Linked DNA regions of Mus musculus: region 1 is linked to region 2. A link is a loop called in an ENCODE intact Hi-C map of the cell type or tissue named here. Cell type or tissue: left cerebral cortex. All regions are shown on one strand. Each heading gives the region's core, and the rest is flanking DNA. Links, peaks and the distances in the headings are about the cores only. Region 1 holds the start of 4930518P08Rik (RIKEN cDNA 4930518P08 gene). Region 2 has its middle 60 kb from the start of Gm31126.

The links. Peaks named below come from ENCODE experiments on the same cell type or tissue, not always from the same donor. Only the 100,000 strongest peaks of a DNase experiment are listed, where the experiment ranks them.
Region 1: it touches region 2 in a loop (5-fold over the local background); 7 of 42 quality-filtered maps call a loop at or near these places.

The regions. Positions count from the first base shown.
Region 1 is chr13:50,757,188-50,772,381 of GRCm38, reverse strand. 4930518P08Rik (RIKEN cDNA 4930518P08 gene) reads left to right here and starts at 7,134. Exons shown (of 4, transcript NR_045364.1): 1 at 7,134-7,357; 2 at 7,604-7,924. In left cerebral cortex, for the core only: no CTCF peak of the experiment used is centred there; no DNase peak of the experiment used is centred there.
Region 2 is chr13:50,320,747-50,335,940 of GRCm38, reverse strand. It overlaps the pseudogene Gm46385. Among named protein-coding and RNA genes, the nearest start is that of Gm31126, 60 kb to the right of the region's middle. In left cerebral cortex, for the core only: a CTCF peak has its summit at 7,124 (motif pointing left); a DNase peak (open chromatin) is centred at 4,971.

The DNA.
Region 1 (15,194 bases), core at 3,898-11,897, 440 kb before region 2:
TGAAAAATACACTCAAATCCAAACTGCCTGTGAGTTTGTTTCTGTTTGTCAGCACTGAATCCTTACCCAACCAGCCTCGAGAAACAAGGACCCCCATACCAGGCTGGTCTGTGGCAGCCTACACTATGGGTATGTCTAGAGCATTGATTCTTAACCTTGAAATGCTGCAACCCTTTAATACAGTTCCTCATGTTGTTGTGACCACAAAACAAAATTACTTTCCTTGCTGCTTCATAACTGTAATTTTGATACTGAGTGGTGTGTTGGCTCCAAAGACCATCAGAAATAAGTGATTTCTGATGGGTTTTTACCACAGGTTGGAAAACACTGACCTAGCAAGTAATCTAATCTAACAGAAAACTTCTTAAAAAATTTTAGTGGTCCTAGCTCCCCAGTCTGGAGGACCTTTGCAGGACCATAAGAGTGTACCTTTCACCTCCATGGAAGCCTTCAGAGCCCCCAAATGAACCAGCTTGGAATTCTACTGACCACCCATGCTGGTTGGATCTGCCCACCACCACAGCTGGGTCTGACTAGGACATTATTGGCAGAGTATGGTCTACCCTGGATATAGCCTGCAGAATGGTATCTGTCTGAGGCACAGCCAACCCTAATCTCTATTATCTGGCTCACAGCTCACCCTACTTCCCAAGAAGTCTTGCTGACATCAGGATCATCCAACTCAAATCAGGGAAAATCAGATACATAAAGGACAACATAAGAATACAATCAACAAGAACTAGGGTAATATGGTACTATCAGAGCCCAGCTATCCTGCTACAACAAACCCTGGATATCCTAATGAAACTGAAGCACAAGAAGACGATCTTATAAGGATGATAGAGGCCTTTAAAGAGGAAATGAATAAATTCCTTAAGGAAATAAAGGAAAATACATTCAAAGAGGTAAAGGCATTAAATGTGGAAGCAAATAAATATAATGAAATACAGGAAAATACAATTAAACAGGTGAATGATATGACTAAAACTATCCAAGTGCTGAAAAGGGAAATAGAAGCAATGAAGAAAACACATACTATGGCAATCTTGGAGATGGAAAACCTAGGAAAGAGAACTGGAACTACAGATGCAAGCATCACCAAAACAATAGAGGAATTAGAAGAGAGAATCTCAGCAATAGACTATACAATAGAAGAAATCAATATACTGGTCAAATAAAATGCAAAATCTAAAAAGGATATGACACAAGACTTCCAGGATATCTGGGACACTTGAAAAGACCAAACCTAAGAATATTAGGAGTAGAAGTGGTTACAGAGACAAAGTTTGGAGCAGAGACAAAAGGATGTACCATCTAGAGACTGCCATATTCAGGGATCCATCCCATAATCAGCCTCCAAACGCTGACACCATTGCATACACTAGCAAGATTTTGCTGAAATGACCCTGATATAGCTGTCTCTTGTGAGACTATGCCAGGGCCTAGCAAACACAGAAGTGGATGCTCACAGTCAGCTATTGGATGGATTACAGGGCCCCCAATGGAGGAGCTAGAGAAAGTCCCCAAGGAGCTAAAGGGATCTGCAACCCTATAGGTAGAACAACAATATGAACTAACCGGTACCCCTGGAGCTCTTGTCTCTAGCTGCATATGTATCAAAAGATGGCCTAGTCGACCATCAGTGGAAAGAGAGGACCATTGGTCATACAAACTTTATATGCCTCAGTACAGGGGAACGCCAGGGCCAAAAAGTGGGAGTGGGTGGGTAGGGGAGTGGGGGGAAGGGTATGGGGGACTTTTGGGATAGCATTGGAAATGTAAATGAGGAAAATACCTAATAAAAATATTAAAAAAGAAAAAAAAATCAGTGACTGTGGAATTATGCAAGTTAGAAAGTTTTATAAAAAAAAAAAAAAAGGAGTAGAAGAAGATACCCAGTCTAAAGGCCCAGAAAATATCTTCAAAAAAATCATACAAGGAAATTTCCCTAACTTAAAGAAAGTTATTCCTATAAATGTACAAGAAGCTTACAGAACATCAAATAGATTGGACTCGAAATGCAAATCCTGCCATCACATACTAATCAAAACACTAAATATGCAGAATAAAGAAAGAATGTTAAAAGCTACAAGGGAAAAGCCCAGCTACCATATAAAGGCAGATATATCATAAATTACATATGATTTCTCATATGAGACTCTAAGACCTAGAAGGGCCTGGTAAGAGGGCTTGCAGCCTGTAAGAGACTACAGATATTAGCCCAGAATATTATAGCCAAGAGAACTTTCAATCACCATAGATGGAGAAACCAAGATATTCCACAAGAAAACTAAATTCAAACAATACTTTTCCTCTAACCCAGCCCTACAGAGAATACTAGAAGGAAAACTCCAACCGAAGGAGGCTAAACATGCTCAAGAAAACACAAGAAATAAATAATTTCCCACCATTAAAACCAATAGAACACACACACACACACACACACACACACACACACACACACACACAACCACCACCAACATCAAAATAACAGGAAGTAATTAATATTAGTCATTAATATCTCTCAGCATCATTGGACTCAATTTCCCAGTAAAAGGATACATACTAAGAGAATTAATGCATAAACAGAATCCATCATTCTGCTGTGTCTAAGAAACACATCTCAGCAACAAAGATAGTTATTATCTCAGTATAAAGGTCTGGGAAAAGGTTTTACAAGCAAATGGACACAAGAAACAATCTGGAATAACTACTCTAATATCTAAAAAAAATAGACTTCCAACCAAAAGTAATCAAAAGAGACAAAGAAGGACACTTCATACTTATCAAAGGAAAAAAATCCCCCAAGGAGACATCTCAGTTCTGAACATCTATGCCCCAATGCAAGGGTAGTCACATTCAAAAAACAAACTTTACTAAAGCTAAATCACACATCAAACCCCACACATTAGTAGTAGGAGACCTTAAAACTCCCTTTCTTACCAATGGACAGATCATAAAGACAGAAATTAAACAGAGAGATAACAAAGCTAACAGAGGTTATGATTCAAATGGACCTAAGAGATATCTATAGAACATTTCACCAAACCACAAGTATTATGCCTTCTTCTCAGCACCTCACAGAACCATCTCCAAAACTGACCATTTAATTGGCTACAAAGCAAGCCACAACACATGATAAGATTGAAATAACCCCATGCATCTTATCAGATCACTCTGGATTTAAGCTGACTTCAACAACAAGAGAAACAACAGGAAGCCTTCATGGAAACTGAACAAGTCCCTACTCAATGATCACTGGGACAGGGAAGAAATTAAGAAATTAAAGACATTCTGGAATTTAAATAAAATGAGAGCACAACATATTCAAAGTTATTGGACATTATGAAAGCTGTGCTAAGAGGAAAGTTCATAGCATGTAATGCTCTCATAAAGAAATTTGAGATTTCTTGTGCTAACAAATTTAAAGTACATCTGAAGGTTCCAAGAATAAAAAAGAAGAAGCAAACATATGTAGGAAGAGTAGAAGACAGGAAATGCTCAACCTCAGGGCTGAAATCAATAAATGAGAATCAAAGAGAACAATGTAAAGATTCAGTGAAACCAAGAACTGGTTCTTTGAAAAAGTCAACACAATAGAGAAACCCTTAGCCAAACTAGTTAAAAGACAGAGAGACAGCATCCAAATTAAAAAAACAAACAAACAAACAAACAAAAACGTAGAAATGAAAAGGAAGGGAGACATAACAACAGATACTGAGGAAATCCAAAGAATTATTATGTCTCACTTCAAAAGCCTGTACTCCACAAAATTGAAAAGTCTAAATGAATGAATGATATTCTAGATGGATATTACTGGGCGAAGTTAAATCACAATCAAATAAACTATTTAAAGTGTCCTATGACCCCTAATGTAATAGAATCAGTCATTAAAATCTCACAACCAAAACAAAAACTGGCTCACATGGTTCTAGCACAGAATTCTACCAGACTTTCAAATAAGAGATAATGCCAATATTTCTCAAATTATTCCACAAAATATAAACAGAAGGAACACTGCCAAATGCCTTCTATGAGGCCACAGTCACCCCAATACCTAAAGCACGTAAAGACTCAACAAAAAAAATTTCAGACACATTTCCCCAATGACCATTGATGAAAACTTATTCAAGAAAATACTTGCAAACTGAATCCAAGAAAACATCAAAGAAAGCATCCACCATGATCAAGTAGGCTTCGTCCCAAGGATACAGGTTAAATATATGAAAATCCTTCAATACATTGTAATCCACTAAATAAACAAACTGAAAGGAAAAAAAAACATGATTATCTCACTAGATGTCTAAAAAGCATCTGACAAACAAATATCCCTTCCCGATAAACGTCTTGGAGAGAGCAGGAGAGAGGCCCAGAGGGCCAGGAGAATGAATGGAAAAAGCAGTGGTCTCAGTTGGAGAGGGTGGGCCTAATCCTGCAGAGACTACAGGGCTGAGGGGATACTGGGACATGGGGGAGAGTGCTGCTGCCTCAAAGGCTAAAGGGAGGGGATAGGGGAGGAACTCTGTGAGGGATGATGGGGGCAGTATTTGGGATAAATAACTGAAAATAAAAAAGTCTTTAGTGTACCTGGGTAGATCTATAGGCTGATCTATAGGCTATTCCAAGACAGAATTATACAGAGAAACCCTGTTTGGGGCCAGGAGGGAGGCGACAGTTGTTGTATAAACACAATGGCAAGTAAGCTGCAGTTTAAAAAGTCAAATCACTCTACCTCACTCTTCTTCCTCTTCCATCAGCCTGGCCTGGTGCAGCTTCCCTGACCGTCCTAGGCCCTTAAATACCCCACTCAAGGGCCGCCCACGCAGGTTCCTGCAGCCTGGACAATGGCCCTGGGGCAGCAGAGTCTGAGCATTGCTGAGCTTCTCTGTCAGCAGCAGCAACTAAGCGGGGAGCAAGAAGAAACTGCCACTCCAACGTCTGTGACCATCGGACTCAACAACCAACTTTTGCACAGGAGATCAACTGCTTGAAGACCTAGAACCCTTTCACCTGAGGATCCAACTTCACAGTCTGTCCATGCCCCTACAGAACCACCTTCACAGTCCTGCCCTCTGCTCTGAGCCCCTCCCTAAATAAGAAAGCTCCACCCACTTGCCCAGTTCTTAAGCTCTGGGATCCTGTGAAGGGGTGGGGATCACTAGCCAGGGCAGTGGCTCTGTGAAGAGTCTGCCTCCCAGGGACTATGCCTCCTACTGGAGGCAGAGGAGCAATGTACAACTGAAGCTGCACTCCTGCAGGATCTAGTTCTCCAGATTCCCAGATCTCAGCTGACAGGTAACTTCAGGCCTGGTGGTCCCAGGAGTCATTTGCCTAGCTGCTTGCCCCACGACTAAAACACATTGGCATCGACCTTTAAAAGCTGGGTTTAACCTGTAAATCTCTAGGCAGCCTCTGCAGCACTGTCTGTTTATTCATCTCCAACTGCAACAGGTCAACTGCTTAAACCACTAGAGAAAATTATTCAGACCGCAGCTTAGTCTCATATATACATAAAAAAATGAAAATATACTTCTTCTATGGACCACATGAAATATGGAACAGTGGTATACATAGCTATTTACACACACACACACACACACACACACAGAGAGAGAGAGAGAGAGACTGAGACAGAGAGAGAGAGAGAAAGAGAGAGAGAGAGAAACGTGTATATGTATGCATATGTATATGTTTATGTATACATATATACAAAATTCAAGCTAGACAGCACTAACCAAATTCTTAACTCTGGAATCATGTTCCCAAGCAGGAAGGGTTTCATGTTTTGTTTTTCTGAAGTGTGGCATAATAAATTCCCATTTGGGAGGAACGCCAAAGAAATGACATCTCCACAGAGCATGCGTTAAATCCTCATTGGAATAAACTGATTGGCTGATTATTTTTTTCTCTATCTAAAACAGCGATACAAAGTATACATTTATCAGAAACACCATATATAGAATACCAACAGCATAATTGTCTTTTGGGGACACACACATACATACAGTGAACACAACCGACAGGAATGTTCTCAGATTTTACCACTTTGACTATATCAGCCCGCTGCCTTCTGGCCTCTCAAATTCCTGATGGCAGGAGGATACGCTCATCATTTTGAGTTGAGATTTGCCTTCTCTTGATGTTCTCTTGGGTGTAGAGGTTCATGCCTGTGTTTCCAAGCTTTAGGGAGACTAAGTCAGGATTGCAGAAAGTTTTAGTCTAGCCTGTGCTAATAGCAAGTCCTTGTCTCAAAACAACATCAAACAATTCTTTTTGATTCTCCTCTTTCAGAGTTTGAATTTAGAGAGTGTCAGGGTAGTGTTAATCCCACAGATGGGAGGAGAAAGACCATTGACCCAAATCATCATGGTTAAATTAATCAAAGCAGGCAATGGATTGGCCTGTGGATCACTAAGATGCCTGTTGCCAGGTGGCCTGCAGGAATGGGCACCTCTCAGTCAGTCACCCTGCACTCCGGAGTCCATCTGCAGCCTGTGAGCAGTGGGGCTCACAAGCTGCTGAGCCGCCTCTGAGGCCTGACTGTCAAGCTGTGCAGCTTTGCTCCCTGTGCCTCAGAGAGGGTTCTGAGGAAGAATGGATGTCAGCAATATTGTCTGCCTGTATCTCTTAGGACTCGCCTTAATTATTGAACAAAGAGCTGCTCTTCTTTCCCACCAAATCGTGCCTTTATAGTCAGAATGCCGAAGAAGGAATTCCTAAGAGTGCGGGGCTAACCTGGCACTGTGAAATGTGAACTTTGTAAGGAATCCTTAAGATTCCTTTCAATCCTGGCAGACAGTGGCACGGCCCATCAAGGCCCATACTTGAGTGACCTGGAAGGACGAAAGAAATGGGACTGTTGAACTCTAGTTTGGACAAAAACCAATGAGGTTTGTCCAATGTGGCCACCATACAGAGACCTGTGACCTCATTTCCTATATGAACCAAGGGTAGGTTAATCTTGTAACTAAGCAATCGAATGTCAGCCAATCACAGCAAAGAAATTCCAGCCAATCACAGGAATGGATTCAATTACAGGCTGCCAGTTGATCACATGGTGCATGCTGCACATGATGCCTGCAGCCAATCAGACTGTATCGGAAAGATTCGCTGCTCTTCCGCTGTTTAACTGCTGGGTGTGCAGTGAATCTGGAGTAGAACAGATCTGGACCTTGTTAATGTATCTGCTGGAAGCCTTCCTGTAAGGATCCCTACCCAGGAACCAACAGAGAACCTGTGTCCCCCATGGCTTTTGGGGGGAATTCAGAGGTGCTGGGGGCGGCTCGGACTTGACTGTGGAGCTGACATGCCTGGCAATATTGAAACCATAGCATCTGGGGACACTGTTCTGCTCAAGGTGATTTTTGCCAACTGTAGCCCAGCCAGAGAGTCCTACAGAGTGTGGCAAGGGAGGAGATAAGGAAATCTTAGAGCAGGGCTTTGGAGACCCGAAAGGGAAGGCAATTGCAAGGGGAGTGCTGGAAGAATGTTTGAAAGAGGGAGAAGTGGGAGGAGCCCCTGGGAACTCAGGCCCTATACTGCCCCCTGTGGGCTACAGAAAAGGTGCAGGCCTCCAACTTCTTTCTCTTCCTCTTTATCCCAGGGACCTGTCTGGAGGAAGAAGGAACTACACCAGCCCAGGAAATGGAGCAGGGTTTCATATCAGTAGCCTCCACAGGTGTTGCAAGTCTGTGACACACATGTAATCAGACAGACAGATATGCACGCATTTGCACCTAAATTAGGGGAAAGGTGACCTGTGTTCTCATAGTGGGAATATCTGGAAGGCTTTAGAGCAGCAAAACAGGCTGCTCCTCTGTTTTGATGCATCTTCATGACCAAGTGGACAGACCCTAGGACTTGAAGCTTTCCTCAAGATGAGTGCTGCCTAGCCAGGACCCTTCCTGGCCTGCTCAGTGCCCAGGTAATTCCTGCACTTTGAACAAGCCCCTTCCTTTGTGTGAGCCAGTCCTGTAGGATAGCCTGGTCTTCGGCTGGTCTCATGGAATGGCAAGTGCTGGAAACCCAGAAGGACTTACTGTATGATCCCAGGTCATGCTCTTGATAACATTAGGTACCCTCCTCTGCTCTGAGTGTAGTGTTAGTGCTTTGTGTATGTATAAACGTCAGCCAGCTATGAGTCACATTGAGAATTCTTAGGTCTGGCTTCCACATCAATCAGCAATTCATGCTTTCTGGAGTTAAAAAAGCTCTTAGGAAATAGTATTTCTTGATTGAAGGTTCTGCTTGCTTTCAAAAGTCTGTGATGGAGCTTAGGTTTTTCCAGGCTTGTGGTTTAGGCCAAGAGCAAGGGTCACTGGGATGGTGTTAGAGAGAGGATGCTCAGAGCCAAAGATCCCATCACTAGAGTTAGTGCTATGTCCTGTGAGGGCAGAGGCTTCTTGCCCATGGACCCCACGACTGCACACATAGGCTTGAGAAGATGGAAAGCAAGAGAGCCCTGGTCAGAGTGACACATCCCTCAAATGCCATCCATAGTCACCAAACATTGTAGTGATGCAAGTTCAGTGTGGCATATCCAAGGGATCTTGAGGGGGCAAACAATGACTACTGTTTTAGTTAGGGACATCATGGAAAAGCTTACAGTCATGAGGTTTAGTCCATTATCCTGGCAAGAAGCCTAGCACCATGCAGGCAGACATGGTGCTGGAATGGTACCTGAGAGTTCTACATCTGGGTCTGCATGCAGCAGGAAGGAAGACTGAGTCACTAGGCTTGGCATGAGCCTATGAGACATCAAAGCCCACCTCCACAGTGACACATTTCCTCTACCAAGGCCACACCTACTCCAACAAGGTCATCTCTCCTCTCCCTATGGGCCTATTGGAGCCATTTTTATTCAAATCACAACTGAGGAGGACAACACTACTTTGTCACCCAGGAGAGCTGAGGGGCTACCAGGCTCAGCTCCCACAGACTACATCATGGAGAACTGGCTTCTGTCCTGGGGATTTCATTTCTCTCAAGGAAGCCCAGGGCGCAGGAGATAGCACAGCCCCAGCATTCCTGAGCCCTCCTTGTGATGTGTGAGATGCTGGGCCTTCTTATGCCTCTGTGTACCCATACCTACACCTGCACAAATGTAAAACCTAGCCAGAGGTTCAGGCTGATTGCTGTCCCTGTTTGTGATCACCTTGTTTTTCACTGGATGTCTGTGGCCTCTGGAGCTGATATGATTGATGGCCATGGCTTATGTCTCTCATCACTCTGCTTTGTTCTTTGCCAAAATGACCCCCACTGTTGATAGGAGTAGCTGCCCCCAGGGGGCTGGGCATAACTCATCGTGGTATCTTCATTATGATGGGCCTCTTTGTGTCTGAGCCTATCTTTTGCAGTAGGCTGTCTCTAATGATGTCATGAGCATCCTTCTGTCCCATGTATAGAAAAAGATTCCTTTGGACTTAGATCCAGCTCTGGAAAGTAGCTACAGGGACAATGCACTAACCTAAAAGTAATCCATTTCCTAGACAATGTTATTCACATACTGCAGAACATTTTCAATCCTTCTCTTAAAATGCCTTTCTGGGGGAGAATGTCACTTCTCTGATGGGCATAGGGAGGGCATGCTCCCAACAGTACCCACCTAGTTTCCTGAGCTGAGCATGGGCTCAGCTCACCAGCTTGGGAGGCCCTCATCCCTGCAAACCTTTTACTTGCTGTTCTGCTGTGGTCCTTCTGTGGCCACCTCTCTCCTGGTTGTAGAAGTATCCTGCTGGGGCTCCTTCTGAAACCTTCTCTTTGGCAAAATGCTCCTTCTGCTCTCTGGTGTACTTCAAGCTCATTCAGAGAGCAGAGAGTCACCAAAGTCTCCATGTTGCTTCTAGATGCTCTGGAAGAGAGAGAGAGAGAGAGAGAGAGAGAGAGAGAGAGAGAGAGAGAGAGAGAGAGAGAGAGAGAGAGAACAGGCTGGCTGAGGTGGGGAGTGTGGCTCGGTGAGGTGGCAGAGGACCAGGGGACCATTCTGGAAACTGTTTTGTTAAGTGTATACCTCCCGCTATTGTGATTTCAGGCCCACATGCCTGCATTCTAGAGTAGAGGAAAGGTTTTTACAGATCTCAAGCCTGACTTTGCCAGATTCATTGATAATTCAGGCAGTGACATCAGGCTGTCAGGGAGGCTCAATTAGCCCTCAGCAGTGACATCACTGATGCACCTCCAGTGACTCCACAGTCATGGTGCTTTCATCATTGATACTGGAATCCTATTTCAGTCTTCATGATAGTCTCACTTCTTCAGTGTCTTCTGAGGCCACCCACCTACCCACCTGTTGTGTGTCACCCATCATCTTTGCAAGGCTCCGGCTTGACTACATGCTGAATCTCTGGGCTCCCAGGATAGCCTTGCTCTGGCAGGTTCTAACCAGGAGAAAGCAAGCTTGGTCCTGACAAGGCAGGCAGTGCTCCTGTGCAGTTGTATGGCCCAGGCAGAAGCAGATAGGGTCCTGCTTTGAGGCCCCTGAAACCCTGCAGATAACCAGGAAGAGAGAGGATTCTGTACCATGGCAGCTGACTTGAAACTTTTGATGAAGTTTTTCCAGGTAAATGGGAACGTTAGCAAGAGACACAGATGGTAGAATTTGAAAGGCAGATCAGGGAAGGTATGAGGCTGGAGTGTCCCTTAGCATGACATCCCCTGGCTCCAGAACCTTCAGGTTTGGGCCCCACCTGAGCCTCACAAGATGCCAGGTGTCTTACTTTCTGACTTAGGTGAGACCTCAGGTCAAGGAAGTTAGGCTCCTGGGGGTGGGCATTCTCATGGGATGTTCAACCCTTCTAGGATGTTGGCTTTATGGACTGAGGAAACTGGGCTTTGGGCAAGCATGGTCGACAGCAGACCATGATCAGCACTCAAAGAGGTCACCCTGCCAGTCTCGCTCCAACTTCCTGCCATGATTGACTTTCAAGTTGTTCTAGAAATGTTTCTTGCTTGAGTCACTAGAAAAGGGATTTCTGGAATGGCACTTGCCAGGCCTCAGTGTGTGGGTGATGCTTCAATTTCAGGTAGCTCTTCTCTTCCATCCATTGCCCTCTAGTCTCTTCCTTCCATCTTTTAGTTTCACCTCTTGGCCCATCTTAGAGGGCCTTTCAGAGCAAAAGGACCCCATCATCTACACAGCCTTTCTGCCTTTACAAGCAACTGTGGACTTTTCTGTCCCTGGCATTGACATGTTCTTGAGAAATAGGTCACAGGCTCTCTAGTCTGCAATACCTGTCTCCTGTTTGTCTCCAGTTCTGCTGTACGTACATGGAAGATCAAAGTCGTTGGGCATGTGGAACTGGTCAAAGCCCATCCCCCTATTTACTTGGTTCCGATGTTGATCATAGGCTCTCAGGTCTTCAATCCATGACTGCAGTTTGTCTTCAATTCCTCTGTATGTGAAGGGACAGTTATGCATCTCAGGGATTGTGACATGGCCACAGCTCTTTCTGCTTGGTACTCTGCTATGATCTGTGTAATACAGACCCCCAGAAGGATAGGATGAGCCACCTAGCTGGGATGTCAGTGATTCCACTGTACACATTTGTACCTTTGGTTGGTCCCTTTCAGTGTTTTCCTGGATCTGGACAAGAATACTCACGAGGGATTGTATTTCAGCTACCATATTGTAGATGTCCTTGTATCTTGTTACAACCTCCTGCATTTGGACAGTAGATGCTGGGGTGTGATCATTGTGTAAAGAATCTCCCTGCCTGTTATATTTTCTGCTGAAGTTTTCATATTGTAATGGATTCCTTCTGATGTACTTCCAAGAGCATTTAGAAATAATCTCTACTTTTCCTGGTATCCAGGTTGTATCATTGAGCTGGGTGGAGCTTGGGATGGAAGGCCTCACTCCCCTAAGGCTTTCTCCCTGACGTATGCCTGTAGATCTTACAATACTCTGCCTCTCTTCATAGTGATGAAGCCACTTGGGATCCAACAATTTGATTTTATCCTTCAGGACACTGATCTCTTTAGTTTCCACCCTTTCATGGGTCTTCATCTAAGCCCTGGAAAGCTTGCATGTTTTGGCATGTATTCTGGGCCATGAGTACTGCGAAAGCAAGCTGACCTTGGCAGGATGTACTGTATTGGGTCCATCTGGATCATGTTTCACAAGCCAGGCTTCTGGCTGCTCCTTTGATATTAAGTCAACCTTACGGTATGCTTGTGGTTTTAGACCTGAGTCCTGTGAGTTGTGTGTGGTAGGTGTTTGGAGATGGCCTGGAATTTGGTTGGCCTGTAAAGATCCAAAGTTCCTGGGATCCATAGTGATGGCTTGGTCATTGTGAATGTCACTGGATCCCTGACTCACTCTCAATGCAGGAGACAGCTGTTCTTTTTCCTCCACTATATTGCTTTATTTGGCTGTTGAAGGTGTGATACTTTCTTCAGGGTCAATCACTATCTCCTGAGTCCACATGTGTAAACCTCTTCCATGGTTGAAGCTTTGGCATTTTGGGGCTGGTATTGGGTTGCATCTTGTCTTTTCCTGTGCATTGGATAGTTCGGCTCTGTGGGGGTTTTACCTGGAAGCAAAAAGCAGGTTGCCGAATACTCAGGTATCCCTGCGATCGATCTGGTTGGGCTTTTGAGGGCCCATGGCTGACAGCAGGTGGAGGTGTTCTTTGGGTCTCCTGAACCTCTGCAGGTGAGAATGTAAACTCAGCACTCTCAATCCTGGCATTTGAAATACTTTCCACCCTTGTCCCTCATGGATCCTTGTGATGTAAATTTTCCAGGACCATGACAGCCTTGGAATAGTATTCAGCCTTGGAACCACAGATGGGTGAGGAGGCAAACCCAACCTGGGGAACTTTTGAGGCTGGAACCCCAGGTGGATTCAGATCCCTTGCCTCAAGGTTCTCCTGATATGGTCTTCTGTGTTTCTTTGGGAGCTTTGTGCTGTTTGATTCCAGCTTCCTTTCAGTGTTTGAGTCAAGGAAGGAATGTTGCTCCTAAGGGTTCTTGTAGGACAGAGTGTCTGTCCTCAGTGCAGGGTTCCTGGATTTTAGCCCCTTCCCAGGGCTGTTGCTTGAAGTGGAAGGCACATCTTTGTCTCCTACACCAATACCCTTCTTGATGGTGTTATGTATATCACAAGTTGCTATGTCCTTCTTTACAGGTACACCCAAGGGAACAGACTCCATCATTTTACTACATTTGTAGGGTTTGGAGTTGACGATGGAAGGCTTGGCAGCCTGGGAGAGTTGAGACCTTCTTTTACAATAATGATCACTATTTACTGGGAAATGTTCCTGAAACTGGGTCAGTTTCCTGGATGGGTGGAGTGTGACAGGTTCTCCCATATGAGGTGCCTTGTCTTCATTCTGTGGCTCCCCATTGTTATGGATGATCTGACAATTCTCAGGAAGGATGGATGCTGTCCTGATACCTGTAGTGTGCTGGGTGCCCTTGGACAAGTTCTGAGTGGGCTTACAAATAGCTTCTTGATGTTTTTGGATATCAGAAACTTTGGTGTTTTTCCAGTATATTCCATATGGCAAGGACTGGTGTTTAGTTGTTAGTGGTGTCTGTGTCCCTCTCTCAGTGGTAGGACATGCTATTCTACAGGTCCTTCTCTTGAAACAAGGAGACATTTGGTTTGATGTAGAGCTTGGGACCATTTCCATTTCTTGGAACCATGCCACACCTTCCAAGCTTGTGTCACAAGTTTCAGAGGCAATGGCAGGTCCTGGGAAAGCTGTGGTTGTCCTTGCCCCTGGGCTAGAGCTTGGGCAGGGCCACAGGCATCACAAAACCTCACGATTTTCCCTTCTGACAAGGTAGGGCTTCTGAGGATATGGGCAGTAGCCAGAACTGACTCAGGGAACAGAGAGGAAATGCCCCAGAATATGTGACTAAACTCCTTTCATATAAGATGCTCCAAGACCTTGAGGTAAGACAACTACTGAAAGAGAGGAAGGTGATCCATTTTGTGAAGAGGGTTCCACAGGGGTTGTGGTGGGGAGTCCTGGAGCAGTTGCTTAGTGGAACTGCAAAAGAGAGCAGGCAAAACATCAGCCCCAAGCAGAGGATCAAGAAAGCCATCAGTCTGTGTAAATATGGCACCTGTAGCCATACAGTGACTCATTGCCTCCGTGTCACATGTTCCTTATTCTCACATCCAACAGGGCTGTCTTCCCATTCCACACTGCATAGCAACTCCAGACCCTGAGCTCACAATCAATCTGGCTTGAAAATTCCCATGAGACAAAGATTTCTTACATTCTTATAGGTTGTGATGGAGTCTTGGTCTCTTCCACATTTTTTCCTCTATCTCTACAACTTGGAGATAGTTAAGTAAGAACAGGACAAGGAATGAGAACACAGAGGAGTGAGGCATCTCTCTTATGATCACCTCTGCAAGGTCTCTAATGGTCAACTATCATAGTGCAAGGAACACTGAAATTGAGAAGGGAATGGAGGGATCTCATGTCTCCATTACACTTTCCTGCTCCTCCCTCAACTTGTGTAATTCCACTTACAACATATAATGCCCCCAGGATCAGTTATCTGAAAGAGAAATGCAGATGGGAGTATTGAAGCAACCTGCTGTCAGGTAGACCATGGAGTTCCCTATACAGGGCACAGCATCAGTCCAGTGCCTTGAACAACACTCACATGTGTAGCTCCCATCCTAGCCCAACCACAGCTTCTTTCTGTCACAAAACTTGGGTGTTCCCTGATTCTACTTTCCTTCCCAGAAGTCCCTCTTACTTCCTGTATGTCATGTCCTTGGACGCATGGCTCTCTCATCATGAACCTGGTCACTAAATTGTAGGCCAGATGGAATCTCTCTCCACAGGAAAGCAGAAGCCTACCTTTTCCAGTAGCAGTTTTCTTCCTGTTCTTGTTCTGCCCCCTCCTCACACCCTGCCATTTAGAAACAACACAAATGAGCTGGGGTCTGTTCTTCCTCTCTCTGGTATACAAGCTGCCTGCTCTCTTTGGTCTTGAATACATGAAATCTGCATTTCCCAGTGAGCTCTCTCTCTCAGCCATGTTTGCCTCATTCACACTGTACTCACTTCCTTATTGCCTTGTTGGAAAAGTTGCAAAAGGGGCTATATATGCTACACATACCAGGGATGTCCTCAGTCAGTGTCCTCAGACAGGATCCTACCCAAGGCTGAGCACCTGTAGCTGCCTTTGTGCTGTCAGGTGATACCTGCTCCCTAAGAGCCGAGGAG
Region 2 (15,194 bases), core at 4,052-12,051:
TGACATGTGGACATGCAGCTCAAAGGATGCTGCACCTGTGCCACTCTGGTGTAGACAATGTCTGTCAGCTTATATATTGTTTTCTGGTGGACGGTTTCTTTGTGGATATTTGGAGACCTACATTCTCAATGTATATTCTTTCTGACTCTGATGAGACCACAGACCGTATCTGCATCCATCGTCTGCCCAAGTTCAACCTCCCTTCTTTCCTTCCATAATTATCTTTCAATTCCACATCCCTCTTCTAGCCCCAAAGGAAACAATCCATTTTCCATCCCCCACTGCTTCACCAGATCTCATCTCAACTTCCTCTTTGCATTTTCTTCATATATTTGTTTTTAGTGTAGGATAAAAGAAAATATAGACCGAGAAGATGGGAGGGCATAATGTGGATGCTTCAGTGCTTCTTAGAAGGGTGAACAAATATTCACATTAAGAAATATGGATTCAAAGTGTTGAGCAGAGCCTGAATAGATGACCACTCAGAGACTGCCCTAGCTGGAGATCCATCCCATATACAGCCACCAAACCAATACACTATTGTGGATGCCAGGAAGTGCTTGCTTACAGGACCCTGATATAGCTGTCTCCTGAGAAGGCTGTGCCAGAGCCTGACAAATACAAAGGGAGATGCTCACAGCCAACCCTTGGACTGAACACTGGGTCCTGGATGGCAGAGATGGAGAAGGGACTGAAGGAGCTGAGGGGATTTGCAGCCCCATGGAGGGAGCAATAATGTCAACTAGCAAAATACACCCTGGAATTCCAGGGGTCTGTACCACCAACCAAAGAATACACATGGAGTGAACCATGGCTCTGGCCACATATGTGGCAGAGGATAGCCTTGTTGGACATCAGTGTAAGGAGACGCCCTTGGCCTGAGTGTGTTTGATACCCCAGTGTAGGTAAATGCCGGGAAGGGAAAGACGGGAGTGGGTAGGTGGGTAGGGGAGCATCCTCATAGAGGCAGGAAAAGCGGAATGGGATAGGAAATTTCTGAAGGGGAGACCTGGAAAGGGGAAAACATTTTAAATGTAAATAAAGAAAATATCCAATAAAAATAAAAATTTAAAAAATGAATAAATAAAAGAAAATATAGCAAAATATATATGTAATGTCAATTCACTACTATAAACAAGTGCACAAACAAGGTAAAATGAAGGATGCTGTCAGCCCCTCAACGCCCATGTGCCTCTCTATCATCACTCCTGCCTACTGCAAGGGATGCCACCTTGGTTTAGGAATCTCCTCCTCACATTAAGTAGACTCTTGATACACTGAGCTTGTTCTGCTCAACTCAGCAGTCTGACTCAATCAAACTGTCTCCTCTCTGTCCGACAGCTTCCATTTTATATTATAGCATAGCATGATGCATCCTTGCTCAGTAGAGGCACATATGAATCATTTATATTAAATACTTTCACATTATTTTAATATACCCAGATTTCTCTGTTCTTTTCAAAGTTGACAGTTGTCCACATTTCCCCGTTTAATTGCTGTGACTTCCCTGGAGCCTGCTTCCTCCCTGCATGGTGCTATTATTAGCTTGTGTGCTTCTAGGGCTCCAGCTCAGGTGTACACAGGTTCCCTCTGGCATGTGGGTGGGTTTATTTTGTGACCCTTTGAATCTTCTTTTCCCAATTTCACTTGCTTTAGTCACTTTAGTGTTAGCCGATGGGGTTAGGGACTTTTATGATGTTTGGTGCCTGGTCACATTTCCATTTTAATGCATACAGGTGTGCCATTCTCCTACTCTTAACAACCTTTCTCTTCATTGATTCATAGGAACACATTCTGGGTGTGAGTCCTTTATTAGCTGTATATCTTGGCAGGAAATTATTCTATACCAAGAACTTTTCCCCTGAAAGTTGAGTTACCCATGGTTGTGTGCCACCATGTGAGTGCTTGAAACTGAACCCTGGTCCTCTCCAAGGCAGCCAGTGCTATTAATTACTGAGCCACCTCTCCAGTCCATAGGTCCTGATATTGTTTGGGAGGACGTTAAATAGGTCATTTCTCAAAATAATTTCATTTTTCCCCTACATATTGTATAGCTGTCCAATTCCAAGGAGAAAAAAACCTTAAATTTTATAGTGATTATATTGAATCTTAAAATTCTATACTGAATTCTCATTTTCATTAAGTTAGAATATGTATTGATTACAATAACCAGTACTATTATAATAGATTATTTTAAACTGTGAAGGTGATGCTACTACTGTAAGTTTAGAACTATTAAATATATCATTTCATGATTTTGTAAATTTTACCATCAAGGCTTCCCTGCTTATATTATATATTTTTCTAAATGCTAGTCATGTTTTAAAATTATGTCCACTGAATCAGTATGATCTTTGTGTCTTTACTTCTTTTGTTTTCCTTAAAATAAAAATATGAATTTGGGTGAGTAGCAAGGAAGAATTTTGGGAAAAGTTGAAGGAAGGGAAAGAATATGAACAAAATATATTGTATGGAAAACTTACAAATAAAACAAAACAAACAATGTTTGGGAAAATAAGACCAGCTGTGCTCGCACACCATGGTCAAATAATGTAAGATTCTTTTTGTTATATGGAAAAAAAACATTTTCTTGCTGCATATTGAACAGCTAACCGGCTACTTTGCTCACTTCTCAGAGCTTTACTCTGTTCATTTTCTTATAGATTCTGCTGTTAGGAATGACATGGTCTATCCCTGCTCTACTCCACTTCACACTGATACTCCATTCCCTCCTGTGATATGAGCCTTGAGACACAATTAGGTGACTAGCATGGAACCTCCTAATACAGTAATATGCTTATACATAGACCAGAGAAGAACTTCTATGTGCTCAATCATCTATGTGCAGTGAATGTGTGTGTGATGTCTCTCTCTCTCTCTCTCCCTCTCTCTCTCTCTCCCTCCCTCTCTCTCTCCCTCTCCCTCCCTCTCCCTCTCCCTCCCTCTCCCTCTCCTTCTCCCTCTCTCTCTCTCTCTCTCTCTCTCTCTCTCTCTCTCTCTCTCTCTGTGTGTGTGTGTGTGAGACCTTTCTCTTTGTTTCCTTCTATCAGGCAGGTGAACAAGAGGACCATCTGCAAACTAGAAACAGAGTCCTCAGCACAACCAAGTCATGTGTGCAACTCTGCCCTAATAGCACTTGGCCTGGCAGAGGAGCTAGAGTATACACGCCAGGAAAGACTAGGGGAGGGGGCCTTCATCAATGTAGGCTTAGAGAAGACATCAACCTCACTGGGTAATAACATTTCTGATGCAATTTTGCATGGAGGAACACTTGCACCTCTGTGGGTAACCCCTAACCTATGCTCTGTAAATAATGCCTAAGTGCTCCTTGCCTCTCAGAGTGGATCCTGCCTTAGTTTGTCACTGGCACCTTAGAAAGAAGGGTAGATGGTAAATCTCCTGGGAAGACATTCTATTGACACCTAATCTGATAAAGTTTACTTCCTTTCTTCTGGAGTCCAGTTTTCTTAACTATTCCATTCTCTGTCAGTACCTGAGGAATAGGAATTTAAATATTTTTCTATCATTGTAGGTATGAATAGATTTCTTATAGATTTCTCTTATATACTACATTCTGTGGCTCTCCATTCTCCCTGGAGGCTACTGCCACATGAATGGACAGAGTCAAAGAACAGGATTTGGATGGCCCTGGATACATGACAGACTTTCAGGATTAGCTTCACAGAGGTAGCTCAACTTTATTTGGTGTAAATCAAGGACTAAATAATCTTTGGAAAGAGGATAGCGATTTCCTAGATGGGTACGTATTACTGACTAGAGCTGGTACCAAAGAATGCCTACTTTGAAAGGAGAGGAATTCTAGGATTTTATGAACAGGTTCTTATCGGGAGAAAAGAAGCTGAACCTGTAACCTCACCAAGGCCATGTGACAGTTCCTAAGTAGAGGATATATGGGTCAGGCTCCCCAGATGAGGCAGAGAAGAAGCCCAGCTAAGAAAAGGGAGTCTTATATCCTGCACTGAGCTCAAGAAAGCTGTCTGGACATTGAGGACATCAGCAGCCAGTGCTTTCTTAAAGTCTGTTCATTTGTCAACTTAGTTGCTTGTTTGTTGAGATTCATTTCAATCATCATTGGTCCATACCACACTCAAGGGAGAGATAATGAAAGGGTGTGGCAATGTGTAGTAGGAACCCTATCTCCTCTTTAGAGTTCGTGAAACACATACTTTGAACTTTATCTACAACTTTTAGAGCTAGACACATACCTCAGGTGTTGAGTGTTTGGCCTGTCATGCTAAAAACTCTGTGTTCATGCTCCAGAACTGAAAAAACAAAGCAAAACTGTTTCTCTGTCTAGGAACCAATAATTTATACTGAAAAAACGTGATGACTTCCCTCAAAATGAGAATATGATTACAGCAATATGATTACTTTTCTCAAAGAGGAAGTTAAGGTCAATGCTACATTTTATCGTCTCCCAACAGTGCTAAAGTTACATAAACAGTTTTCAAACAGATGATATTTAAATGTAAATACTAAACAAAAACGAAGCATGCATTGTAATGTCCTTGACACACATGACTCGAGTCACTGCCAGCATGTTTAATTTTGCTTGAGTCAGTCACTCAGTGACTAAAGTTGTATGTTCACAAATGCCACATGCCACTCCAGAATACTTTTTTGCTCCGTGGTATTTAAAGAATTTATAGGGGAAAGATGAAACTGTCCATCTAAAAATGAATGTCATTTTTAAAAAATATGGTAGATGTTCCTGGTAGAACATATGTATATTTCTTCTCTCATTGAGTTTGAAAATAATAGTAAAAACTGGCACCACCTCTTTTAACTAGTCACCACAAAAGATCAAAGCAGCACTCACTTCATGTGGAAAGCCTTTGTGTGGGCAGAGACCTGGATGTGCTGGTGAGTTACAGCACCCACCACTGCTTCCACCTCTGCTGTTTGCATTGCAGTATCCCTGAGGCACTGACACTCATCCCTGTGCAGCCCTAATGTAGTTTCCTGATGGCTCTGCTTCCATGGTAACCTTTACTGCCAAGCCTTGAGCTTCCTTTCCATCCCTGAGCAGATGGCAAATGTGTAACACAAACCTGGGGAAGTCAGACAACCCAAATAAAGATCTGCAAAATATCAGTGGCAATAATTCTGAGCCTGGGACTGCTTAACAGAAAATAGCTCAATGCCCACAGCATAGAGGAACAAAATTATTGACAAAATGTATCACACAGTAGGTGAATAATGCCTGTAGAGTCAGGCCCTGGGACATGGAGGATGCCGTGACTAGGAATAGAGCTATGCCTGGATTCTAATTGTTGGCTTGGAGACATGGACAAGTCTCTTAAGATCAAAACTAAGTATTTGGCTCCTAGAATACTAGAAATTAATTTAAACATTACTGTAGGCACTGAATCCACACTATTACCTCCCCAGCTACAGTTTACTGATGAAAATCACACAGGCTGCAAAACGTTTATTCATGTATCCCCAGTGAGCCTCACCCCTAGAAGCAAGTCTACCCACTGGGTGGTGACCCCCATCACTCACTGCCATGTTCTAATATGGAAAAGTAAAATTCACCAGTGAAAACAAAGTAACAGTGATGACTTATGAAAGTCTAGGATACAATTCTCAGACAGAATTCCTCCAGACACACTCAAGAGCAAAACAAAAGTAAATTCAAGAAAAGATCATACCTAGGACACAAGAACAGTGGCAACACAAATAAAATTTATGAAAATAATAAAATACGGCCAGTGAACAAGAATAGCCTTGAACCTAAATGCTGGGTGACATAGCATATGAAAACATGGGAAGCCTGGGACATGAGGTGCTCTGTATACTACAGCAGTTCTGCTTACCCATCAGCTCTGGCAGCAGGTAATCTGGGTGCACCTTGGACAGGGTCAGTCTTTGGGGAAACTACCAGAGCCCTCTGATCTGCATAAAAGACAGTCATGTGGGGCAGTTCAACACTTATATTTCTCCAAGGGTTTCAGTCCAACTGTCCAAGATGGGTACCAACCTTACTGCCTGGGGGTTATACAGCAGATGAGTTCTGTGCCTCATAGTGTTCCCAGGACTATGAGCCATGTTCTGGGAAATGAGTGCCCTGGTCATTGATAACCTGGTTAGTTAGCTGTGCATCACATGAATTGCTCACAGCTTTAGAAGGTAGACATTGAGTACCTCCCTCACTAAGGAAAGCTTGCTGCAGCCAGTGACTGTGTCTACTCAGCTTAGAGTTGCTTCACAAAGGAGAATGTCTAACAGTCCCATACTCATGTACTGCTGCTCATGTAGTCACATGATAGGGCAAGAGGTAGGAATATACCTGTCACTGGGTTGTGACCACCAAAGAGTCATGGTATTTTAAGGACAATCCTACCCAGTTATTTCTGCTTTACTCCATTTTAGCACTTTCAAAAGAACTTTCTACATTTCCACAGCACCATGTCTGCTGCCTGGGTCAGGGCTACACCTTCCTGTGCACCAGTAAAGCCATCTCCATCTTTCAAGCAGGTGGGTTAGTTATGAATCAACACAATAGCTAGGGTCAGTGAGATGACCACAAAAATTGCCAGTGTGGTTACTCAGATAGACTATATATCCCTCATTAGAGAACAATATATTCTCTTCCACACACGTAGGCCTGACTACTCTGCCCAGGTGTTAGTAAAACAATCCTGCAGCCATGTTTTGGAGATACAGGAAGTCATATAGTCAAAATTCACCCTTGCATTGCCAATTTCCTGTGTTAGGCCTGCTTGATTGAGAGGCAGACTGTAATGCAGGAGTGTTCAAGACACTTGGGTTGTTTGCTAGAGTCTTCTGTTTGTCAAATATGCCAGGTATGTGCTGCCTTCCCTCAAGCCTCTGAGGTCACAGATGCTGGGAAGCCACCAGAGATGGTGAGGCATTTGAATAGATTAAATGAGCCCAACAGCAGCCACAAGAGGGTCAATAAGCTGCTGGTGAGGCCTTGGTGTTGTGAATCCACATGTCACTAATACAGAGCAAGGTCTGCTCTCTCAGCCTGAGGCTGAGTGGCCCATCAAACAGGACTCTATGGAGGACATTGAGTGACACAGGCACCTATCACAGACACTGCACAATGCCAGACTGTTCTCCATGGGTGGGTGAGCCTTAGCGCCACCTAATGGAGCAGTGGAGACCGTGCTAAACTTTAGAATAGATGAAGCTTCACTATTACCTAGAAAAAGGAAAATTCTTAGAAATATTCAGGATAATCGGGGAAAACAAGGTTCTTCTTCCCATCTACTGACATTTTCACTTTCAAAATCAGGGGACAGTTGAGAAATTTTCAGAAAACAGAGCATCACGCCTGGGAACTGGCAATAGGGACAAGGAAGGGAGTGGGCCCATGTTGTCTACACAAAGCTTCAGAATGTGTGGTGAAGCAGAGGCACCTAGCTGAAACTGGAACTCACTGGACAAGGAGTGAGCTTCTGAAACTTGTGGGACTATTTATCCACATAACTAAGAAGCAAAAAGAAAAGAAAGACACGTAGATCATCCTGGCAACATAGAAAGCCGAACTGACCAGGAAAACTGGGAGCAAGAGCTCCTTCAGGTACAAGGGAGGGAATGGAGCCACACCCCTTTGTGTCTATCAGGGAGAGAGAAAAGTATGAAGAAAAATGTACTAAGAAAGTTAGGCTCTGCTCTTCCTCTACAAAGGAGACTTTGCTGGCCCGGGTCCTGAGTGAGGAGAGCTATGTGACTGAGGATGTGAGTTGCAGAACCCTGACAGTGAAGCAATCAAAACTGGGGGTACATTGTAGGCTCTACACGAACAACGAAGCTATCCACATATAATGCTCATAGAGGGGAGCATATGGGGAGGGGAACTGTGCTATCCAGATTTGGAGGAGGATCTCCGGGCCCGTCTGTGGACAAACTGCTTCACTTCCCTTAGACCTAGTCTTCTTCGAAAGGATTCCTTCTTTCTCACTCATGCAGTAGCTTTGGAAACACAGAAATTGGTAGAAGAAGCACTCTATAAATGATAGGGCCAAATGAAACTTTCTTTGCAGTCATTGTCACTAGCCTGAGTCCAGGGACACCGGTGCTGGGGTTTTGCTTTCCTGGGCTCCACTTGTCAGTCAGTGGTCCCATCCTCTGTCTAATCTCTGAGTCCAGCCTGTAGAGATAGCTGGTAGTAGAACAGACTCAGAACCTATAAGGAACTTGCCACACATCTGCATAATGCTTACCAGTACCTCTAAAGTGACCCCAAGGCCTGGGCCTTACCTTGTAGGAAAAGTAAAAGCAGAATTCAAGTGTCTATGGAGCATGAAATAGGAAGGATATCTGAGGTCAGGGCAGTTGTGGGCCCATGGGCAATAGGGGTGACCCTACTCTGCCTACCAGGCCTCTTGACCTCATCCAACCCAGGCTGCCTCCTGAAGCCACCACAAGAGCTCATAACTGAACCACGATGAGTTCACTCTTGCCTCTCCTGCAGCATAAAATGGAAGAGCGACTCCCCACTTCTCAGCAGCCATCTCCCCCAAGAGCTTGGAGGGTAAGTTGGAGCAGAGATGCAGCAGGTACTGCTATGGCATGTGCTCCCTGCTCAGTGAGTCTCTGCTGGCTCCTGCCTGGTCTCTGAAAACTCTTCCTCTGCCCACCCTAAGCTGCTTCATTCCACAATCTCTCATTCTTTCCCACCTTGATATCAGGCTCCGTGACCTCCATTCTCCTCCCAGGCCTAGTACTACCTTGCAATGAGACCTAGCCCCAACTTAGGACCTGTGCTTAAGGTCAAGACCCAGGCCAAATTCCTATCCACTCAGCAAAAAACAGATCCTTCTAAATCTTTGACTAGACTGTAATAACAGCCTTCTATCTCAGCAGAAGGTGCCAATTAAATGAACTGTCCTTCCTGGAGTGACTGAAATGAGCAAAGGTAAAATTTCTCCTCCAGGAGTATCAAGATATAATTAGTGACCCCACTCTTAACCTTTCCCTGGGCAACCAGGCCACCCAGATCTCCTTGTCAGTCTCTGTCATTCATGCAGATTCCATCATCACAAGTGAAGGAGCAACACAGCCAGGAGCAGACACAGGACATGAACAGCACCAAGGCTCCCACTTCTCATGGGGCAAGTCTGATGTGGGGAGGGTAAATTCTCAAGGACATGTCAATGCCAGGGACAGAAAACTCCACAGTTGCTTGTGAAGGCAGCAAGGCTGTGCAGATGATGGGGTCCTTTAGCTCTAAAAGGCTGTCTAAGACAGGCCAAGATGTGAACCTGAAAGACAGAAGGAAGAGACTAGAGGAAAATGAGTGGAAGAGAAGAGCTACCTGAAATTGAAGCATCACCCACACACTGAGGCCTGGCAAGTGCCAATCCAGAAATCCCTTTAATGACTCAAGCAAGAAACATTTCTAGAACAACTTGCAAGTCAATCATGGCAGGAAGTCGGAGCAAAATACGCAGGGTGACCTCTTTGAGTGCTGCTGATGGTCTGCTGTCAACCATGCTTGCCCAAAGCCCAGCTTCCTCAGCCCATAAAACCAGCATCCTAGAATGGTTGAACATCCCATGAGAATGCCCACACCCAGGAGCCTATTCCTTGACCTGAGGTCTCATCTAAGTCAGAAAGTAAGACACCTGGCATCTTGTGAGGCTCAGGTTGGGCCCAAACCTGCAGGTTCTGGAGTCATGGGATCTCACACTGAGGGACACTCCAGCCTCATCGCTTCCCTGGCCTGCCTTTCCAAATTCTACCATCTGTGTCTCTTGCTAATGTTCCTATGTTCCTGGAAAAACTTCATCAAAAGGTTCAAGTCAGCTGCCATGGTACAGAATCCTCTCTCTTCCTGGTTATCTGCAGGGTTTCAGGGGCCTCAAAGCAGGACCCTATCTGCTTCTGCCTGGGCCATACAACTGCACAGGAGCACTGCCTGCCTTGTCAGGACCATGCTTGCTCTCTCCTGTTTAGAACCTGCCAGAGGAAGGCTGTCCTGGGAGCCCAGAGATTCAGCATGTAGTCAAGCCGGAGCCTTGCAAAGATGACGGGTGACACACAACAGGTGGGTAGGTGGGTGGCCTCAGAAGACACTGAAGACGTGAGACTATCATGAAGACTGAAATAGGATTCCAGTATCAATGATGAAAGCACCATGACTGTGGAGTCACTGGAGGTGCATCAGTGATGTCACTGCTGAGGGCTAATTGAGCCTCCCTGACAGCCTGATGTCACTGCCTGAATTATCAATGAATCTGGCAAAGTCAGGCTTGAGACCTGTAAAAACCTTTCCTCTACTCTAGAATGCAGGCATGTGGGCCTGAAAGCACAATAGTGAGAGGTGTACACTTAACAAAACAGTCTCCAGAATGGTCCCCTTGTCTTCTGCCACCTCACCGAGCCACACTCCCCACCTCAGCCAGCCTGTTCTCTGTCTCTCTCTCCCTCTGAGCATCTTCCAGAGCATCTAGAAGCATCATGGAGACTTTGGTGACTCTCTGCTCTCTGAATGAGCTTGAGGTACAGCAGAGAGCAGAAGGAGCATTTTGCCAAAGAGAAGGTTTCAGAAGGAGCCCCAGCAGGATACTTCTACAACCAGGAGAGAGGTGGCCACCAAAGGCCCAGAGCAGAACAGCAAGGAAACAGCATGGGCTCAGCTCAGGAAACTAGGTGGGTACTTTTGGGAGCACGCCCTCCCTACGCCCATCAGAGAAGTGACAGTCTCCCCCAGAAAGGCATTTTAAGGGAAGGATTGGAAATGTTCTGAAGTATGTGAATGACATTGACTAGGAAATGGATTACTTTTAGATTATTGTAATGTCCCTGCAGCTACTGTCCAGAGCTGGATCTAAGTCCAAAGGAATCTCTTCCCATACCTGGGAGAGTAGGATGTTCATGACATCATTAGAGACAGCCTAGTGCAAAAGAGCCTCTGACACAAAGAGGCCCATCATAATGAAGATGCCATGCTGAGGAATGCCCAGCCCTCTGAGGGCAGCTACTCCTATCAAGAGTGGGGGTCGCTATGACCTAGAACAAAGCAGAGTGATGAGAGACATAAGCCATGGCCATCAATCATATCAGCCCCAGAGGCCACAGACATCCAGTGAAAAACAAGGTGATCACAAACAGGGACAGCAATCAGACCTTGCTGCCCAGAAAGTCTGTGTCCAGGAGACTCTCCCCACAAAGTCCATAGGAGACAGGATTCTGGGTCAACTTTACCATGTCCATCAGGCATCAATCAGTAAGGTGGCACATCTGATCAACCCAATGCTTCTCATGTATGTTAGCAGAAAAAATATTTTTCAATAAAAATATATCCTCACAAAGGAAAGCTTTACTTCTTATGTAAGCATACCATCTGTGTACTAATGGCTGCTTCTTCTCAGGGCAGGGACTGCTTCCTTCTCTCAGTGTAGTGACTTCTCTCTGCACTGAGCTGGGCACAAGGCAGGGCAAGCATTTGGTCATCCTTGAAAAAGCTTCAAGAAGGAAAGGGCACATAGAGAAGTAACAATAACACTGACACTCACACTCACCCATATTCCCTAGCTGCACTGTGAGACTCGCCATCCCAGTACCAGAGAAAACGTCTTCACATATGAGGAGAAACACCATCCCTCCAGGGACCCCACCTCAGGGACTTGCTCAGCCTGACCCTCTGGCTAGGTTCTACATTTGTGCAGATGTAGGTATGGGTATACAGAGGCATAAGAAGGCCCAGCATCTCACACATCACAAGGAGGGCTCAGGAATGTTGGGGTTGTGCTAGTCTCCTGTGCCCTAGGCTTCCTGGAGAGAAATGAAATCCCCAGGACAGAAGCCAGTTCTCCATGATGAAGCCTGTGGGAGCTGAGCCTGGCAGCCCCTCAGCTTGCCCGGGTGACAAAGTAGTGTTTTCCTCCTCAGTTTTGGTTTGAATAAAAATGGCTCCCATAGGCTCATAAGGAGAGGAGGGATGTCCTTGTTTGGAGTAGGTGTGGCCTTGGTAGAGGAAATGTGTCACTGTGGAGGTAGGCTTTGATGTCTCATAGGCTCAAGCCAGGCCTAGTGACTCAGTCTTACTTCCTGCTGCCTGCGGACCCAGATGTAGAACTCTTAGGTACCATTCCAGCACCATGTCTGCCTGAATGCTGCTATGCTTCTTGCCAGGATAATGGACGAACCCTCTCAACTATAAGCTGGCTCCAATTAAATGTTTTCTTTTATAAGCTTTGCCATGGTGTCTCTAACTAAAATAGCAGTCATTGTTTGCCTCCCTGCCCCAAGACCCCTTGGAGATGCCACACTGAACCTGTATCCCTGCAATGTGTGGTCACTATGAATGGCATTTGAGGGATGCATCACTCTGACAAGGGCTCTCCTGCTTTCCATCTTCACAAGCCTATGTGTGTAGTCGTGGTGTCCATGGGCAAGCAGCCTCTGCCCTCACAGGACATAGCACTAACTCTAGTGATGGGACCATTGGCTCTGAGATTTCTCTCTCTAACACCATCCCAGTGACCCTTGCTCTTGGCCTAAACCACAAGCCTGGAGAAACCTCAGCTCCATCACACACTTCTGAAAGCAAGCAGAGCCTTTAGTCAGGAAATACTATTTCCTAAGAGCCCTTTTAACTCCAGAAAGCATGAATTCCTGATTGACGGGAAAGCCAGACCTAAGAACTCTGTACCCTGGTGACGTTTATACATACACAAAGCACTAACACTACACTCAGGGCAGAGGAGGGTACCTAATGCTATCGAGAGCATGACCTGGGATCATACAGCAAGTCCTTCTGGATTTCCAGCACTTGCTGTCCCATGAGACCAGCCGGAGGCCAGGCAATGGCTATCCTACAGGACTGGCTCACACAAAGGAAGGGGCTTGTTCAAAGTGCAGGAATTACCTGGGCACTGAGCAGGTCAGGAAGGGCCCTGGCTAAGCAGCACTCAACTCGAGGCAAGCTTCAAGTCCTAGGGTCTGTCCACTTGGGCATACAGATGCATCAAAACAGAAGAGCAGCCTGTTTTCCTGCTCTAAAGCCTTCCAGAGATTCCCACTATGAGAACACAGGTCACCTTTCCCCTAATTTAGGTGCAAATGCGTGCATATCTGTCTGTCTGATTACATGTGCGTCACAGACTTGCAACACTTGTGGAGGCTACTGATATGAAATCCTGCTTCATTTCCTGTGTTGGTGTAGTTCCTTCTTCCTCCAGACAGGTCCCTGGGATGAAGAGGAAGTGAAGTTGGAGGCCTGTACCTGTTCTGTAGCCCACCGGGGGGCAGTATAGGGCCTGAGTTCCCAGGGGCTCCTCCCACTTCCCCTCCCCCTTCCAAACATTCCTTCAGCACTCCCCCTAGAAATTGCCTCCCCGTTCTGGTCTCCACAGCCCTGCTCTAAGACTTCCTTGTCTCCTCCCAAGCCAGACTCTGCAGGACTCTCAGGCTAGGCTCTCAGGTTGGTAAAGTCATCTCGAGCAGGTTATTGGCCCCGGATGCTATGGTTTCAATATTGCCAGGCATGTCAGCTCCCCCAGTCAAGTCCCAGCACCCCAAGCACCTATGAATTCCCCCCAAAAGCCATGGGAGACACAGGTTCTCTGTTGGTTCCTGGGTAGGGATCCTTACAGGAAAGCTTCCGGGAGTTACATTAACAAGGTCCAGATCTGTTCTACTCCAGATTCACTGCACACCCGGCAGTTAAACAGCTGAAGAACTGCAAACCTTTCAGATATATCCTGATTGGCTGTAGGCATCAGGGCCACGGGGCTCCATGTGATCCTCTGACAGCCTGTGATTGGCTCCATTTCTGTGATTGGCTGGAATTTCTTTGCTGTGAATGGCTGACACTCGATTGCTTAGTTTCAGGATTAACCTACCCTTGGTTCATATGGCAAATGAGGTCACAGGTCTCTGTATGGTGGCCACATTGGACAAACCTCATTGGTTTTTGTCCAAACTAGAGTTCAACAGTCCCATTTCTTTCGTCCTTCCAGGTCACTCAAGTATAGGCGTTGATGGGCCCTGCCACTGTCTGCCAGGTTTGAAAGGAATATTAAGGATTCCTTACAAAGTTCACTGTTCACAGTGCCAGGTTAGCCCCGCACTCTTAGGGATACCTTCTTCGGCATTCTGACTATAAAGACACGATTTGGTGGGAAAGAAGAGCAACTCTTTGTTCAATAATTAAGGAGAGTCCTAAGAGATACAGGCAGACAATATTGCTGACATTCATTCTTCCTCAGAACCCTCTCTGAGGCTCAGGGAGCAAAGCTGCACAGCTTGACAGTCAGGCCTCAGAGGCAGCTCAGCAGCTTGTGAGCCCCACTGCTCACAGGCTGCAGATGGACTCCGGAGTGCAGGGTGACTGACTGAGAGATGCCCATTCCTGCAGGCCACCTGGCAACAGGCATCTTAGTGATCCGCAGGCCAATCCATTGCCTGCTTTGATTAATTTAACCATGATGATTTGAGTCAATGGTCTTTCCCTTCCCATTTGTGGGATTAACACTACCCTGACACTCTCTAAAATCAAACTTTGAAAGAGGAGAATCAAAAAGAATTGTTTGATGATGTTTTGAGACAAGGACTTGCTATTAGCACAGGCTAGACTAAAACTTTCTGCAATCCTGACTTAGTCTCCCTAAAGCTTGGAAACACAGACATGAACCTCTACACCCAAGACAACATCAAGAGTAGGCAAATCTCAACTCAAAATGATGAGCGTATCCTCCTGCCATCAGGAATTTGGGAGGCCAGAAGGCAGCGGGCTGATATAGTCAAAGTGGTAAAATTTGAGAACATTCCTGTCAGTCGTGTTAACTGGATATATGTGTGTGTCCCCAAAAGACAATTATGCTGTTGGTATTCTATTTATGGTGTTTCAGGTAAATGTATACTTTGTATCGCTGTTTTAGATAGAGAAAAAAAATAATCAGCCAATCAGTTTATTCCAATGAGGATTTAACGCATGCTCTGTGGAGATGTCATTTCTTTGGCATTCCTCCCAAATGGGAATTTATTATGCCACACTTCAGAAAAACAAAACATGTTCCCTTCCTGCTTGGGAACATGATTCCAGAGTTAATAATTTGGTTAGTGCTGTCTAGCTTGAATTTTGTATATATGTATACATAAACATACATATGCATACATATACACGTGTCTCTGTGTGTGTGTGTGTGTGTGTAAATAGCCATGTAAACCACTGTTCCATATTTCATGTGGTC